Regions from separate parts of the Homo sapiens genome. Here region 1 is linked to region 2. A link is a contact called in ENCODE Hi-C or POLR2A ChIA-PET data. All regions are on one chromosome and are shown on one strand. The core of a region is the stretch at or near the end of the contact, and the rest is flanking DNA. Distances in the headings are between cores, read along the strand shown. Region 1 holds the start of TAF5 (TATA-box binding protein associated factor 5). Region 2 holds the start of ERLIN1 (ER lipid raft associated 1).

What was found. Hi-C counts contacts between places; a loop is a spot of excess contacts on that map. ChIA-PET counts read pairs that join two places held with the same protein, here RNA polymerase II (POLR2A). Pooled maps may share reads with other maps.
Region 1: a map of CD8-positive, alpha-beta T cell shows a loop between it and region 2 (18-fold over the local background). The contact joins the promoter of TAF5 here to the promoter of ERLIN1 in region 2. A Hi-C loop is called at or near these places in 1 of 168 maps with a recorded cell type or tissue (CD8-positive, alpha-beta T cell), 1 of 37 single-sample maps with no recorded cell type and 3 of 50 pooled maps. POLR2A ChIA-PET finds 5 or more read pairs at or near these places in 2 of 52 experiments (H1 and activated CD4-positive, alpha-beta T cell).

Annotation. Positions count from the first base shown.
Region 1 is chr10:103,363,864-103,371,652 of GRCh38, reverse strand. It overlaps TAF5 (TATA-box binding protein associated factor 5), which reads right to left and starts at 3,677. Exons shown (of 11, transcript NM_006951.5): 1 at 3,105-3,677. The coding sequence starts at 3,663. RefSeq lists enhancers at 2,375-2,444, 3,575-3,814, 3,567-3,861 and a silencer at 2,905-3,444.
Region 2 is chr10:100,182,603-100,189,681 of GRCh38, reverse strand. It overlaps ERLIN1 (ER lipid raft associated 1), which reads left to right and starts at 3,653. Exons shown (of 11, transcript NM_006459.4): 1 at 3,653-4,168; 2 at 5,845-5,926. The coding sequence starts at 4,056. It overlaps CHUK (component of inhibitor of nuclear factor kappa B kinase complex), which reads left to right. Exons shown (of 21, transcript NM_001278.5): 21 at 55-1,382. The coding sequence ends at 84. RefSeq lists an enhancer at 3,286-3,435 and a silencer at 3,606-3,755.

The DNA of each region.
Region 1 (7,789 bases), core at 2,428-4,927, 3.2 Mb before region 2:
TTTATATCTTCAAAAGATAGTTATATGCTTAAGACAATTTCCATAACCACCACTTCAAAACAGAAAACGTAAGTATTTATTGGTAATACAGCACCACCTAACAATACATCTGTCAATTAAATCAGTCAATTAATCTGTCAATTAAATCAGAATTTGGTTGTTGGAAATTTCTGTAAGTTGCCATTATAGTACACTTTGCTCTTTACTGCAGAAATGTGATAATTTCTTTGGTTACTCTGATGGCCTCTTTTCCTCCTTACTGATTTCTCAGTTATGATCTATAATTAGGTCAAGTTTCTGAAGAGATCTGAGATTACAGCAAAATAACCAACAATATAATTCATCTTATAGTTCATTCACAAAATTCAACATTCAAAAAAGATTCCTCTCTCTTTTTTTTTTTTTTTGTAAAGACGGAGTTTTGCTCTGTCACCCGTGCCAGAGCACAATGGCTTGATCTCAGCTCACTGCAACTTCTGCCGCCTGGGTTAAAGTGGTTCACCTGCCTCAGCCTCCTGAGTAGCTGGGGCAACAGGCACATGCCACCACGCCCAGCTAATTTTTTTGTATTTTTAGTAGAGATGGGGTTTCACCATGTTGGCCAAGCTGGTCTTGATCTCCTGACCTCAAGTGACCCACCCGCCTTGGCCTCCCAAAGTGCTGGGACTACAGGCGTGAGCCACCGAGCCCGGCCTTCAATCACATCTGCACACATTTCTATTTACGGATTACAATGAGGTATGAATACAATGCTATGTATGAATACTTCATTTCTGGCAATGCTGCAAAAATTAGGCCTCATACAGACTAATTTGGCTAAAAGCTCTGCACTGGGTAATTCAATAAACATTTATTGTTAGCTCAGGATCACCTTTGATACCTTATACGGTATATGAGTTTTACTGCATGGATTTGTGACAACAGTTGCTGGGAGAAAGGAGGGGCTCAGGTTTCAGGTACATACACAGAGGCATAAACTTATCCATACCAAACATTTTACATATAGATATTATAAGTGCCTCAAGTGGCCGGGCACGGTGGCTCACGCCTGTAATCCCAGCACTTTGGGAGACCAAGGCGGGTGGATCACAAGGTCAGGAGATCGAGACCATCCTGGCTACCACGGTGAAACCCCGTCTCTAATAAAAATACAAAAAAAATTAGCCAGGCATGGTGGCACGTGCCTGTGGTCCCACCTACTCGGGAGGCTGAGGCAGGAGAATCGCTTGAACCTGGGAGGCGGAGGTTGCAGTGAGCCAAGATCACACCACTGCACTCCAGCCTGGCCGACAGAGCGAGACTCAGTCAAAAAAAAAAAAAAAAAAAAGCCTCATAACCACTCATTTAATAGAGAGAGAAAATTCAACATGAGAATGACCTGCCTCCTGACAATATTAATGTAAAAAAAAAATTTTTTTTTTGAGACAGAGTCTCGTTCTATCACCCAGGTTGGAGTGCAGTGGCGCAATCTTGGCTCACTGCAACCTCAGCCTCCCGGGGTCAAGTGATTCTCCTGCCTCAGCCCCCCAAGTAGCTGGGATTACAGGCATGCGCCACCACGCCCGGCTAATTTTTGTATTTCTAGTAGAAAGGGGGTTTCGCCATGTCGGCCAGCCTGGTCTCAAACTCCTGACCTCAGGTGATCCACCCGCCTCAGCCTCCCAAAGTGCTGAGATTCACAGGCATGAGCCACGACGCCCGGCCAATACGAAGGTAAAAAAAATTAAAAACTAAAAAAATAATGACAATCAGCATCACACAAGTAAATGCAGCAAAGACAAAAAGGTCTGTCCAATGCCCATGCCTAAACACATGGCTCTCAAGCTGCCATATGTCAATACTCCTTAGAAGCACTTATTCAAAAGTGAAGATTCCCAGATTCCACCTCTAGAGGACCTGATTCACTAAGTCTGAAGTGATGCCCAGGAACCTGCATCCTCCAAAGACTTAACACTGGTGGTACTCAGCCCATATATATTTTTAAAATTTCAGCCGGGTGCGGTGGCTCATGCCTGTAATCCCAGCACTTTGGGACGCAGAGGTGGGTGCATCACGAGGTCAGGAATTCAAGACCAGCCTGACCAATATGGCGAAACCCCATCTCTACTAAAAATATATTTTTAAAAATTAGCCGGGCGTGGTGGCGCGTGCCAGTAGTCCCACCTATTCGGGAGGCTGAGGCAGGAGAATCGCTTAAATCTGGGAGGCAGAGGTTGCAGTGAGCTAAGATCACGCCACTGTACTCCAGCCTGGGCGACAGAGCAAGACTCCGTCTCAAAAAAAGAAAAAAAGAAAAAGAAAAAAAATTCAACTTTTAGCTGAGATTCAGGGGGTACATGATGTGCAGGACTGTTACAAGGGTATATTGTATGGCGGCCGGGCGCGGTGTCTCACGCCTGTAATCCCAGCACTGTAGGAGGCCGAGGCAGGTGGATCATCTGAGGTCAGGATTTCGAGACCAGCCTGACCAACATGGTGAAAGCCCGCCTCTACTAAAAATACAAAAATTAGCCGGCCGTGGCAGTAGGAGCCTGTAGTCCCACCTACGCGGGAGGCTGAGGCAGGAGAATTGCTTGAACCCGGGAGGCGGAGGTTGCAGTGAGCCAAGATTGCGCCACTGCACTCCAACCTGGGCAACAGAGCAAGTTTCCGTCTCAAAAAAAAAAAAAATCTATAAAGTATTTATCAACACATCTTTTAAGAGGAACTAAAGAAATAAAGAGAAAATAAAGTACTTACAGTACTTAAAGTACGCTAGTACGAAACTGTACAAACACTGTTAGTGTCATGCGGACCTGCCCAAGGCTCAAAAGCCCAAATGAAAGGAAAGGGACCAAGAGCGTGAAGATCCCGCCTCTCCGCGCTCACCTTCCCCATACATCCCTCTGCTCAACAGCTCTCCTCAGCTTCTCACTGGAACTGACAGCTCGGAAGGGGGTTTGACTGCGCAGCCCGCGCACTAGAGAAAGGGGCGGGCATGTGGCCCTAGAGGCGGGCCCAGGAAATTCAAAACAAGCCCGCAGAGGTGCAGGCCTGCCAGCCCCTGCCTTACCGGCTTGCTCCCCTTCGCGGCGGCCGTACCTACCCGGGACCCCACGGCTCACCTTTACCCGGAGCCGCAGGACCTGAGGCTGAACCTGAGACGACCGTGGCCCCCGAAGCGCCAGTGCCCGGAGGGTCGGGGGCCGCAGGGCCAGGGGCCGAGGCGGTCACCCGGCTGAGAAGCGCGCTGGTCACCTCAGCGCCGGCGCTGTCCACCTCTCCCGGGGCTCCGGAGCCCGCCACTGCCTCCTCCAGCAGCCCGGCCTCACGGCGCAGCGCCTCTTCGGCCTCGCGGAGTTTGCTCTGCCGTAGGAACTGCAGCACGGCCAGTAGAGTCTGTCGGTCATGCGGAGCGCCGGCGTCCGGAGCAGCGGCGGGCACCGGGGCCGCCCCCGCCGGGGCAGCGGCGGAGACAGCCACCGTGGGCTTGGGGGTCCCGCCATCCCCGCCAGTGGACGACGACGCCGCAACGTTCCCGCCGCCGCCGTTGGGGCCGTTGTTGGTAGTGCCGCCGCTACCCTCGCCTGCGCCGTCCCCCGCCTGCGGAGGTAGCAGCGTTGGCGGTCCCTCAGGCTCTAGCTTGACCGCCACCTCCGTCTGCTCCTCCGCCAGCGCCGCCATCTTGCGGCTGAGCCACCTCGCGCCGTCAAGCGTGATTGCATTTTCGCCACATGGAGGGCGGGGAGGAGCATTTCACGACAACTCTAGTAGGCCATTTACGGCAGTAGGAGGAGCGAAAAGGAAGGAGAAACGGAATAGGAAAGAGAGCAACTTTCAAAACCGAGCGAAAGAAAGGCAGGAAGTGGGCATTGGTGACCACCTATTACATTTGCCTGAGAATAATTGCCATTTATTGCAGGCCAGCTATATTTAGGCATTATGATAGATGTTTTACATTATGTGATCTCCTTCAATTCAATAATCTTTTTCTTTTTTCTTTTTTTTTTTTTTGAGACGGAGTTTCGCTCTTGTCGCCCAGGCTGTTAAGCGATTCTCCTGCCTCAGCCTCCCCAGTAGCTAGGATTACAGGCATGCGCCACCACGCCCTGCTACAATTAAATAATCTTATGAGGTAATATTATCCCCACCTCGCAGATGGCTCAGTTGAAACCAAGAGAGGTTAAATAACTTACCAGAGGCAAGAAGAAAGTCCAAATGTCAACATTCGAATCCACGTATTTAACTCAAAAACATATACCATTTGCCAGAGGGAGGCTTCCGAGATACTGGTAGTTTTACATTTTGACCTGAATAGTGCTTACTTTTTTTTTTTTTTTGTCATTTTTACTTTTGTAAAAGTTAATCGAGCTGCATGCATTACATTACATTTATTTATTTATTTAACTTTTGAGACGGAGTGTCGCTCTGTCGCCCAGGCTGGAGTGCAGTGGCCCGATCTCAGCTCACTGCAATCTCTGCCTCCTGGGTTCAAGCGATTCTCCTGCCTGAGCCTCCCGAGTAGCTGGGATTACAGACGTGTGCCACCACGCCCGGCTAATTTTTGTATTTTCAGTAGAGACAGGGTTTCGCCATGTTGGCGAGGCTGGTCTCCAACTCCTGACCTCAGGTGATCCACCGGCCTCAGCCTCCCAAAGTGCTGGGATTACAGGCGTGAACCACTGCGCCTGGCCCGTATACATTACATTTCAATAAAAAGTTTTTAACGCCAGGTGCGGTGGCTCACGCCTGTAACCCCAGCACTTTGGGAGGCCGAGGCGGGCGGATCATGAGATCAGGAATTAGAGACCAGCCTGACCAACACGGCAAAACCCCGCCTCTACTAAAAATACAAAAAATTAGCCAGGCATGGTGGTGCGCCCCTGTAATCCCAGCTACTCGGGAGGCTGAGACAGAAGAAGAGCTTGAACCCGGGAGACGGAGGTTGCAGTGAGCCGAGATCCCGCCACTGCACTCCAGCCTGCGCGACAGTACGAGACTCCGTCTCAAAAAAAAAGTTTTTAAATACCAGAATGTTGTGGTTGTGAAATATGTACGTTATGTATTCATGCTATTATCCGTTATTACAAATAAACCATTTTAATTGTATATTTAAAAATCATGGCCACACGCAGTGGCACATACCTGTAGTCCCAGCACTTTGGGAGGCCGAGGCGGGTGGATCACCCGAGGTCAGGAGTTCGAGACCAGCCTAGCTAACATGATGAAACGCCATCTCTACTAAAAATATAAAAATTTAGCCAGGTGTGGTGGCGGGCACCTGTAATCCCAGCTACTCGGGAGGCTGAAACAGAGGAATCACCTGAACCCAGGAGGCGGAGGTTGCAGTGAGCCGAGATCGCACCATTGCACTTCAGCCTGGGCAGCAAGAACAAAACTCCGTCTCAGGAAAAAAAAAAAAAAAAAAAAAAATCATATATGCCATTTTGCAATGTGCTTCATAGGTTATAAAACCCTCCTGCATATTTTATCTCATTGGAAACTTGTAACTCTGTGGAATAGGTACAGACGAGAAAAGTGAGCCTGAGACATTGGGAAAATCTAGCACAGCCGTTCAAGTTATTGGTTTTGAGGTCTTACCAGCGTCCTTTGACCCTGCTTACTTTTAAAAAATATTTTATTTTATTAATTAGAGATCTGAAGCCTTACTATATTGCCTAGGCTGGCCTTGAACTCCTGGGCTCAAGCAGTCTCTCACCTCAGCCTCCCAAGTAGCTGAGACTACAGGCACAGACCACCTGGCTTGACCTTGCTTACTGGCTGAATAACCTGGAGCAAGTTACTTAATTTACTATGTCCCAGTTGCCTAATTTTTTTTTTTTTTTTTTGAAACGGAGTTTCACTCTTGTTGCCCAGGCTGGAGTGCAATGGCGCCATGTCGGCTCACTGCAACCTCCACCACTCAGGTTTAAGCAATTATTCTGCCTCAGCCTCCCGAGTAGCTGGGATTACAGGCATGTGCCACATCAGGCCCAGCTAATTTTGTATTTTTAGTAGAGACAGGGTTTCTCCATGTTGGTTAGGCTGGTCTCGATCTCCCGAACTTAGGTGGTCCACCTGCCTCGGCCTCCCACAGTGCTGGGATTACAGGCGTGAGCCACCACGCCTGGCCCCAGTTGCCCAATTTCTAACAAAAAAATAATAGTAGTTACGTCATAGTGTTTTGAGAATTAAATGAGGTAATGCATATGCAATACCTAGTATGTAATAAATAACCATTGGTTATTTCTACTTCACTTTAAAAGGTGTTCTGTAAATGTTTGATTAAGAAAGTGCAAGCATAATGTTCAAAAGTGATCCCGAGACTGAAATGCAAAGCTAATCTAGGGATAGGGGTGGCGGCTCATGCCTGTAATCCCAGCACTTTAGGAGCTGAGATGAAGGTTGCAGTGAGCCGAGATTGTGCCATTGCACTCCAGCCTGGGCCACAGAGCGAGACTCCAGCTCAAAAAAATAAATAAATAAATAAATAAAATAAAATACTGAGTGTGACCCATTAAATTGATCTTAACTGAATTAATTTTTTTTCTTTTTTTTTTTTTCTTTTTTTTTGAGACGGAGTCTCACTCTGTCGCCCAGGCTGGAGTGCAGTGGCCGGATCTCAGCTCACTGCAAGCTCCACCTCCTGGATTTAGGCCATTCTCCTGCCTCAGCCTCCCGAGTAGCTGAGACTACAGGCGCCCACCACCATGCCTGGCTAATTTTTTGTATTTTCAGTAGAGATAGGGTTTCACCGTGTTAGCCAGGATGGTCTCGATCTCCTGACCTCGTGATCCGCCCGCCTCGGCCTCCCAAAGTGCTGGGATTACTGGCGTGAGCCACCGCGCCCGGCCTGAATTAATTTTTTTTCAATCTCAGCTCACTGCAAATTCCACCTCCCAGGTTCAAGTGATTCTCATGCCTCAGCCTCCCGAGTAGCTGGGATTACAGGTGTGCACTACCATGCCCAACTAATTTTTATATTTTTAGTAGAGATGCGGTTTTGTCATGTTGGCCAGGCTGGTCTCAACCTCCTGACCTTAAGTGATCTTCCCGCCTCAGCCTCCCAAACTCCTGGGATTACAGGAATGAGCCACCGCACCTGGTTAACCCTGTGTTTAAAAAATAATAATAGTAATAATTCTATAACCCCTCACACTTTCTTTTTCTTTTTTTTTTTTTTGAGACGGAGTCTTGCTCTGTCGCCCAGGCTGGAGTGCAGTGGTGTGATCTCGGCTCACTGCAACCTCCGCCTCCCAGGTTCAAGCAATTCTCCTGCCTCAGCTTCCCAAGTAGCTGGGACTACAGTCGTGCACCATCATACCTAGCTAATTTTTGTATTTTTAGTAGAGACAGGGTTTCACCATGCTAGCCAGGCTGGTCTCAAACTCCTGACCTCGTGATCCACCTGCCTCGGCCTCCAAAAGTGCTGGGATTACAGGCGTGAGCCACTGCGCCCGGCATAACCCCTCACACTTTCACACACTAGTTTTAGCATCCATTGCTGAATTTTTTTTTTTTGCGTCAGTTATTAATACCATGGTTACCAATTGGTGCTTTTCTAATTTCATCATTTCTCCTACACTTATTAGTTGGTTTTCTAATGGAAGGAAGAAATTTTCCATCTCTTGGTTGGGCACAGTGGCTCACGCCTGTAATCCCTGTACTTTGGGAGGCTGAGGCCGGGGTGGGGGTCACTTGATGTCAGGAGTTTGAGAATAGCCTGGCTAACATGGTGAAACCCCATCGCTACTAAAAAAAAAAAAAAAAAAAAGCCTGGCATGGTGGCTCACGCCAGTAATCCCAGCTA
Region 2 (7,079 bases), core at 2,404-4,903:
TACTTATAACTTATAGTCAACATCTAATTGTAACTTTTTCATGCCTGGTTTTAGAATCTTGATTGGAGTTGGTTAACAGAATGAGTTGTCACTTGTTCACTGTCCCCAAACCTATGGAAGTTGTTGCTATACATGTTGGAAATGTGTTTTTCCCCCATGAAACCATTCTTCAGACATCAGTCAATGGAAGAAATGGCTATGAACAGAAACTACATTTCTACTATGATCAGAAGAACATGATTTTACAAGTATAACAGTTTTGAGTAATTCAAGCCTCTAAACAGACAGGAATTTAGAAAAAGTCAATGTACTTGTTTGAATATTTGTTTTAATACCACAGCTATTTAGAAGCATCATCACGACACATTTGCCTTCAGTCTTGGTAAAACATTACTTATTTAACTGATTAAAAATACCTTCTATGTATTAGTGTCAACTTTTAACTTTTGGGCGTAAGACCAAATGTAGTTTTGTATACAGAGAAGAAAACCTCAAGTAATAGGCATTTTAAGTAAAAGTCTACCTGTGTTTTTTTCTAAAAAGGCTGCTCACAAGTTCTATTTCTTGAAGAATAAATTCTACCTCCTTGTGTTGCACTGAACAGGTTCTCTTCCTGGCATCATAAGGAGTTGGTGTAATCATTTTAAATTCCACTGAAAATTTAACAGTATCCCCTTCTCATCGAAGGGATTGTGTATCTGTGCTTCTAATATTAGTTGGCTTTCATAAATCATGTTGTTGTGTGTATATGTATTTAAGATGTACATTTAATAATATCAAAGAGAAGATGCCTGTTAATTTATAATGTATTTGAAAATTACATGTTTTTTCATTTGTAAAAATGAGTCATTTGTTTAAACAATCTTTCATGTCTTGTCATACAAATTTATAAAGGTCTGCACTCCTTTATCTGTAATTGTAATTCCAAAATCCAAAAAGCTCTGAAAACAAGGTTTCCATAAGCTTGGTGACAAAATTCATTTGCTTGCAATCTAATCTGAACTGACCTTGAATCTTTTTATCCCATTTAGTGTGAATATTCCTTTATTTTGCTGCTTGATGATGAGAGGGAGGGCTGCTGCCACAGACTGTGGTGAGGGCTGGTTAATGTAGTATGGTATATGCACAAAACTACTTTTCTAAAATCTAAAATTTCATAATTCTGAAACAACTTGCCCCAAGGGTTTCAGAGAAAGGACTGTGGACCTCTATCATCTGCTAAGTAATTTAGAAGATATTATTTGTCTTAAAAAATGTGAAATGCTTTTATATTCTAATAGTTTTTCACTTTGTGTATTAAATGGTTTTTAAATTACTTTCTTGATCTCTATTCATTATAAAAATCAGATTATAATAAAACAGTTGAATATGGCTTAGGAAAATATGAAGGTTCCATGAAGTGGAATTAAGAGCATAGAATAACTGTACTTTCCTTAGGAATAATAGGACTTATGGTAAAGGTAGTATTGGGCAACTTCTTTAAGAGTGTTTTCCTCTGAGATGTCCTATCACCACTATCTACATCTAAAAAACATGCTCGATTCTTGCCCTATAAACTGATGTCACAGCCCCACCATCCCCATTTTTGCTAGTGGTATCATTTTCCTAGTCAACCAAATTTTTTAGTCATCACATATCACTGTTCGTCATCTATTATAATAGGCAGTCTCTCTCTTGTTTCCCTGGTTTTAGAAGATTTTAGTAATAAACATTTATTGGGTACCTGTTACTTGGAGGGTATTAAGCTAGATGGCAAGATCTGAAACAACATAGGCAGTATAGTAAAAGTGCTTATCTGGGAGTCTGAACATTACAAGCCATCCAAGCATTGCAATTATTGTTAAGGATTATTTTCAATGGTCATGCATTTTCTAATATTTTAATAATTGGTTAAAGATTTGTTATAGCGTGGGGGCCGCTGCTGGTGTGTGGCTGGGGTTATGTCAGGGCAGCCTGATCTATATAATTTGGGCAGATGGTGTGAGTCAGAACAGACTATTATAGTGGGATCCCCAAACTTGCTTTTGATGCATGAGTTGGACCACTATTTTTTGGTGGGTAACAACTTTTCAGAGGGGAATGGCAGTTGTGAATTGTATACATTTCATTCTTTAAGCAATATTATGAAAAACTTCAGAGAATGTCTACAGAAAACAGGGTATGGAGCAAGTTATTTTCCATTCTTTTTGCTTTTTGGAAGTTAAAATAGCTAAGCTCTGCAAATATCATTTATTTGGAACAGATAAGGTCCCAGACATTCCTAGATAATAAAAATCAAATGAATGATACAGGTAAGTGTATTTATTGAAGGGTGTGGGTAGAGTGGTCTGGGAAGTCTTGCTTTAATGAAGACGGATTGATTCTATTTACCTCTTCTTACTTCCACTACTAAGTAACCCTGGGCCTGCAGTTTCCTAACCACTTGACTTCCTTGCCAACAGTCTGTCTCCACTTTCAGCCGTTTTATAGATTCATTGGCCCTAAAGCACTGCTTTCCCATACTTCCCTACCCAAGAGGGCAGGGGTCCCCAAGCCCTGGGCCGCGGACCGGAACCAGACAGTGGCCTGTTAGGAACCAAGCCGGATAGCAGGAGGTGAGCGGCGGGCGAGTGAGCATTATCGCCTTGAGCTCTGCCTGCTGTCAGATTAGCGAGTGGCATCAGATTCTCATAGGCACGCGAACCCTATTGTGAACTGCACATGTGAGGTTTGCCGGCTCCCTGTGAGAATCTAATGCCTGATGATCTGAAGTGGAACAGTTTCATCCCCAACCCACACACACCCCCACCCCGTCCGCTGGGTTAGAGGACTTTACAACCCTAGTCCACCTTGTCCAGTTATAGTTCCACCTCTAGCCTTTCAAGGCTTAAACCATTAATGTCCTTAATTTCTCTTGTATTCATCTATCTCCCAACTATACCTTTTTCCTTCCCTTTTTTATTTTTGGCAATATGTGCCCATGGTTTTTTAATTTAAAACGAACAGAATATGTAGTGACGCCTACCATAGCACTCCTTCCCATCACACAAGCCTTCAAGGAAACTGAAGTACTTACTTTGGTCTCCCTGGAGGATTCCCTCCGCCTCCCGCCCCATGTGCTTAGCAATTCTGTTCCTGTAGTCTGGATGGCCTTCATAAAGCCCTCACTGGACCAGCATTCTGGCACATAATAGGAACACTTAAAAAACGAGAGAATGATGCCGTTATATCTAATATCTTCCTCTTCTGAACTTTCACAGCACTTTATTTGCAACAAGTTTAGTTGCTCCTGAAGGGCAGGATCTCTGCCGGAAGCAAGTGCGTGCCACACAGTGGGGCTCCGCATACACTGCAAAAGGACAAATAAACCGAACAGCTACCGTTTGAGAGTGAGCGAGTGGGTTCTCTGCACAAGAACAAACCAACCAGTCCCTTGTCCGAAAGGGCGTCTCCTTTTCTCTGCTTCGCTGCTCACTCCAGACTGCGGGCTGTCCTCTTCCGAAGCAGTTAACCAGCAGTGTACAGAAAGCGACTTGCCTCCAAAGGAGCCTGCGCGGCCCGCGGCTAGGAGAATTTTGTCCCATGCGCTCCCCGTCTCACTAGCCGCGGGCCGGGGCTACGCCGTGTGCGTCCCCGCGCAGCCGCAGTGCTGGGCGAGTGGGCGGGGCCGGCTGTTGGCGGCGGTTGGCTCGGCGCGGGAGTCGGCTGCACGTGCGGGCGGGGGCGATGCGTCACTGATCGGTGAGGCGCGGCCGAGGGGTCGGCTTTCCTCGCGAGCCTGCGGCTGGGCTTCTTCTCAGTTAGTGCCTTCCACCCGGGAGCGACCCTTGGGAGAGGGAGTTTCAGGAAGCTCACCGAGCAGGGGCGGCCCACTGGCCTCCGGGGGCGGAGGAGTTGGCAAGGGGTCAGCGGGCTCAGCCAGAAGGGAAGAATGAGGGGACAGGGGTACTGGACTCCCCGGCTCAGCCTGCGAGAGAGCGCCAAGTTTCCGGAGGGAGAGGGTAGAAACTGGAGGGGGTGGACCTGTCACTCACGGGACTGAGGGTCCTTTTCTCCCGCTCCCAGGAGGAACGAGAATGAATATGACTCAAGCCCGGGTTCTGGTGGCTGCAGTGGTGGGGTTGGTGGCTGTCCTGCTCTACGCCTCCATCCACAAGATTGAGGAGGGCCATCTGGCTGTGTACTACAGGTGAGCGGCATGTGCAGTCAGTTAGGGCTCTAGAGCAGATTAAAAGGGTACTCCAGAGTGGAGTCTGGGAAGTTGTTCCCTCTGCAACGTTCGGGGGCGCATGTCCCATCTCTAGGGAGAGCACGGGGGTCGAAGCGGGCTTTTGCGGAGCACCCTCCAGATGTTGGACAGTTTTAGTGCTATGTTCGTTTTGTTGCAGAGATTAAGTCTCCCTACGGTTATTCCTATACACAGCAAACTCAATTATTTGTAGAAAAATGAAGAAGGAAGAAAGGAAGTAGTCACTCTACCTCTAACTGAAGAGATGGATAAATTATAGTTCGTTCAACTGTACAGGCTTTAGTTTGCCGCTGTAGATGCTGTATGTTTATGGTTGTTTCTTAGACTTTTTCATTTAAAAGCTTCCAGTGTCTGGTTACGTCTTGTAACACCATGATGACTGTGATGGTGCTTATGTCCCTGGACCTCCAGGGACATAAGCACAACACTGATGGGCCATGCTCCTCCCTCCTTACTGTTGCTGTTCAAGTTGGGGACAGGAGTGGTGTGGGAGCTGTTGCTCTCTTGTTGAGCTCGCTTAGCTTTTCCTTCAGCCTAATTACCACAAGTTCCTTTTGATACAGACTAGTAAGAGAGGCCAGTTTGTGGAGAAATTGGGATAATGGTGTATTCAAAAAGAGCGTCAACTTTTTGCTTGTTTCCACTATCCCTCAAAACTGATATTTCTACTTTCAAATCCATCCTGAATCCTAGAAAAAGAGCAATTTTAATGGTATATCTTAGCAGATGGAGCTCTACATAAGAAATTACAGATTAGTCCAGATTTCCTTCCAGTTTAAAAGCATTGTCTTTCTGACAGTAAAACCAGAGAAAGGACATTTCAAGGAATGACTCAAAGAATTAGTAATGAACCTCAAACAGTTCATCTTTCCTTGTTATTATGACCTTGCAAATGTGTTTATATTTTCAAGACCGGTAGCTAAGTTCTATGAATTTACAAGGTGCAAAATAGGACTTTGTTTTCTTTGCTCCCCAAATGCCTCCTTTTTATAATTTCCAGGGCTTGCTTTCATAGTTTTCACATTCCAGGATTTGGTTAACAAGCCCTTATGCTATTTATTTGTATAGTCTTGTCACCCTTCATCTTTTCATGCTAATTTTTTGTTTTTATATAGAAATTTTATGTTCCCAGTATTTTAATTACCTTGTAGATAGATCGAAAGAATTATAAGCCTCAGAAATTTTCTCTTTACTTCAAAGTTTGCATTGTCTTTTTTTCAACCTGGTGATTAAATGTATTATATATTTTGATTTGGCTCTTGTTATGTACTATTAATGTACCTCTACTGAAAGCCATTAGAATTTTTTAAACAAATATTTCTCAGAAGGTTAAAGACCGAGGAGAATCCTTTGAACCTTAGAGCAGTGCTGGAGACCCAGAGGTACGGTTGGTTGAGCTTATGAAACAAGGTGTAACATTGGCAGTTTAATTTGATCTTTTTCCCTTTTTAGGTGTGGAGGTATTTTAAGCAGTTGTTCATTATGAGCAATTCATATTAGTGAGGCTTTAGTAGGTCAGCAGCATGAGCAAGAGTGAGTATTTATTATAGCATTTTAGATTTGGAAAGATAATTTTTCTTTTTATAATTTTGTCAAATTGAAACATCTTTTTGCAGGGGAGGAGCTTTACTAACTAGCCCCAGTGGACCAGGCTATCATATCATGTTGCCTTTCATTACTACGTTCAGATCTGTGCAGGTGAGTGATTCCTAGGGGAAGCCTCCATACCAGATAGACAGGCATGACAGGAGTTACCACACTTGTGGGTGGAGATAGATTTCCTTATTGCTTAAGCAGATGGTGGTATTTACTTAAATGCAGAAGTTAACGTTCAGAGTACAGTTGTTACAACACAAGTTATGATGTTAAACCACCTCACTTACTTGAAATGAATTAAAGGTATGAACCAGGAAGCTTGGAAGGACTGACTTCTACCATCTATATCGTGGTATATAGCAAATTTTCTGTTGCTGCTGTCACAATAAAAGTAAGAATTAGAAACACAACTAGACATACAAACCAGTGATTATGTGGTTTAGAACAGTGTTTAGTTTCCATAGAGGCAGGCTCCTGGGCTACTGTTAACATGGAGGATCAAAATTTTTATACACAGCCTTTCTGCCTCATGTTTTTTTGCCTGGTATATTAAGCACAATTTTATGTGGAACCTTAGTGAATGTTATATTTTGATGGCATCCCGGGATATTTGAAATAAGTGTCTAATCCTCGAAAAGTGTCTTGGCCATGGGAGACAATAAAATAAGTATCTTTCAATGTAACAAGATGACAAAACCAGGATTAGGCTGTGACCACTTTCGCAAGCCCAGTGTGATCATAAATCTTTGGATTCAGAAGTTTGTCTGCCATCTGCTGCTAATTTTTCAGGACTCAGGAAAATTCTGTGTTATTTAATCTTGTAATCTTATGTCTAGGCTTCCTGCTAAGTGAGAGTTTAATTATAAATTCTTAAATCCCCTAGGTTTTCTTCCTGTCCCCTTTTAGATGGCTTAGGGAAAGAATTGTGTCTACTGAAGTGAAATGTATTCTTCCCCTAATCAGACTGATTTCCATATGTTGTTCCATATTTATTTTACCCATTCTTTCCTTAGTTCATGCCATCACTTCTTTATCTGCCATCTCACTCTCCATTCCTTTTCTCCTGTCTAAATCTTGCCAGGCTTTTAAAGGCTCATCCCAGATTCTTCCTCTTCTGATCTATAGCTCTTAAAGTCTATATTGTAAATTTTGGCCCTTTGTCTTATTTTCTTTAATATTGTTGTCTTGCATTGTTTGCTAAGTTTTTTTATGTGTTTTCTTTCCAGAAAGGCTCCAGTTTTCTTAAAGGCAGGAG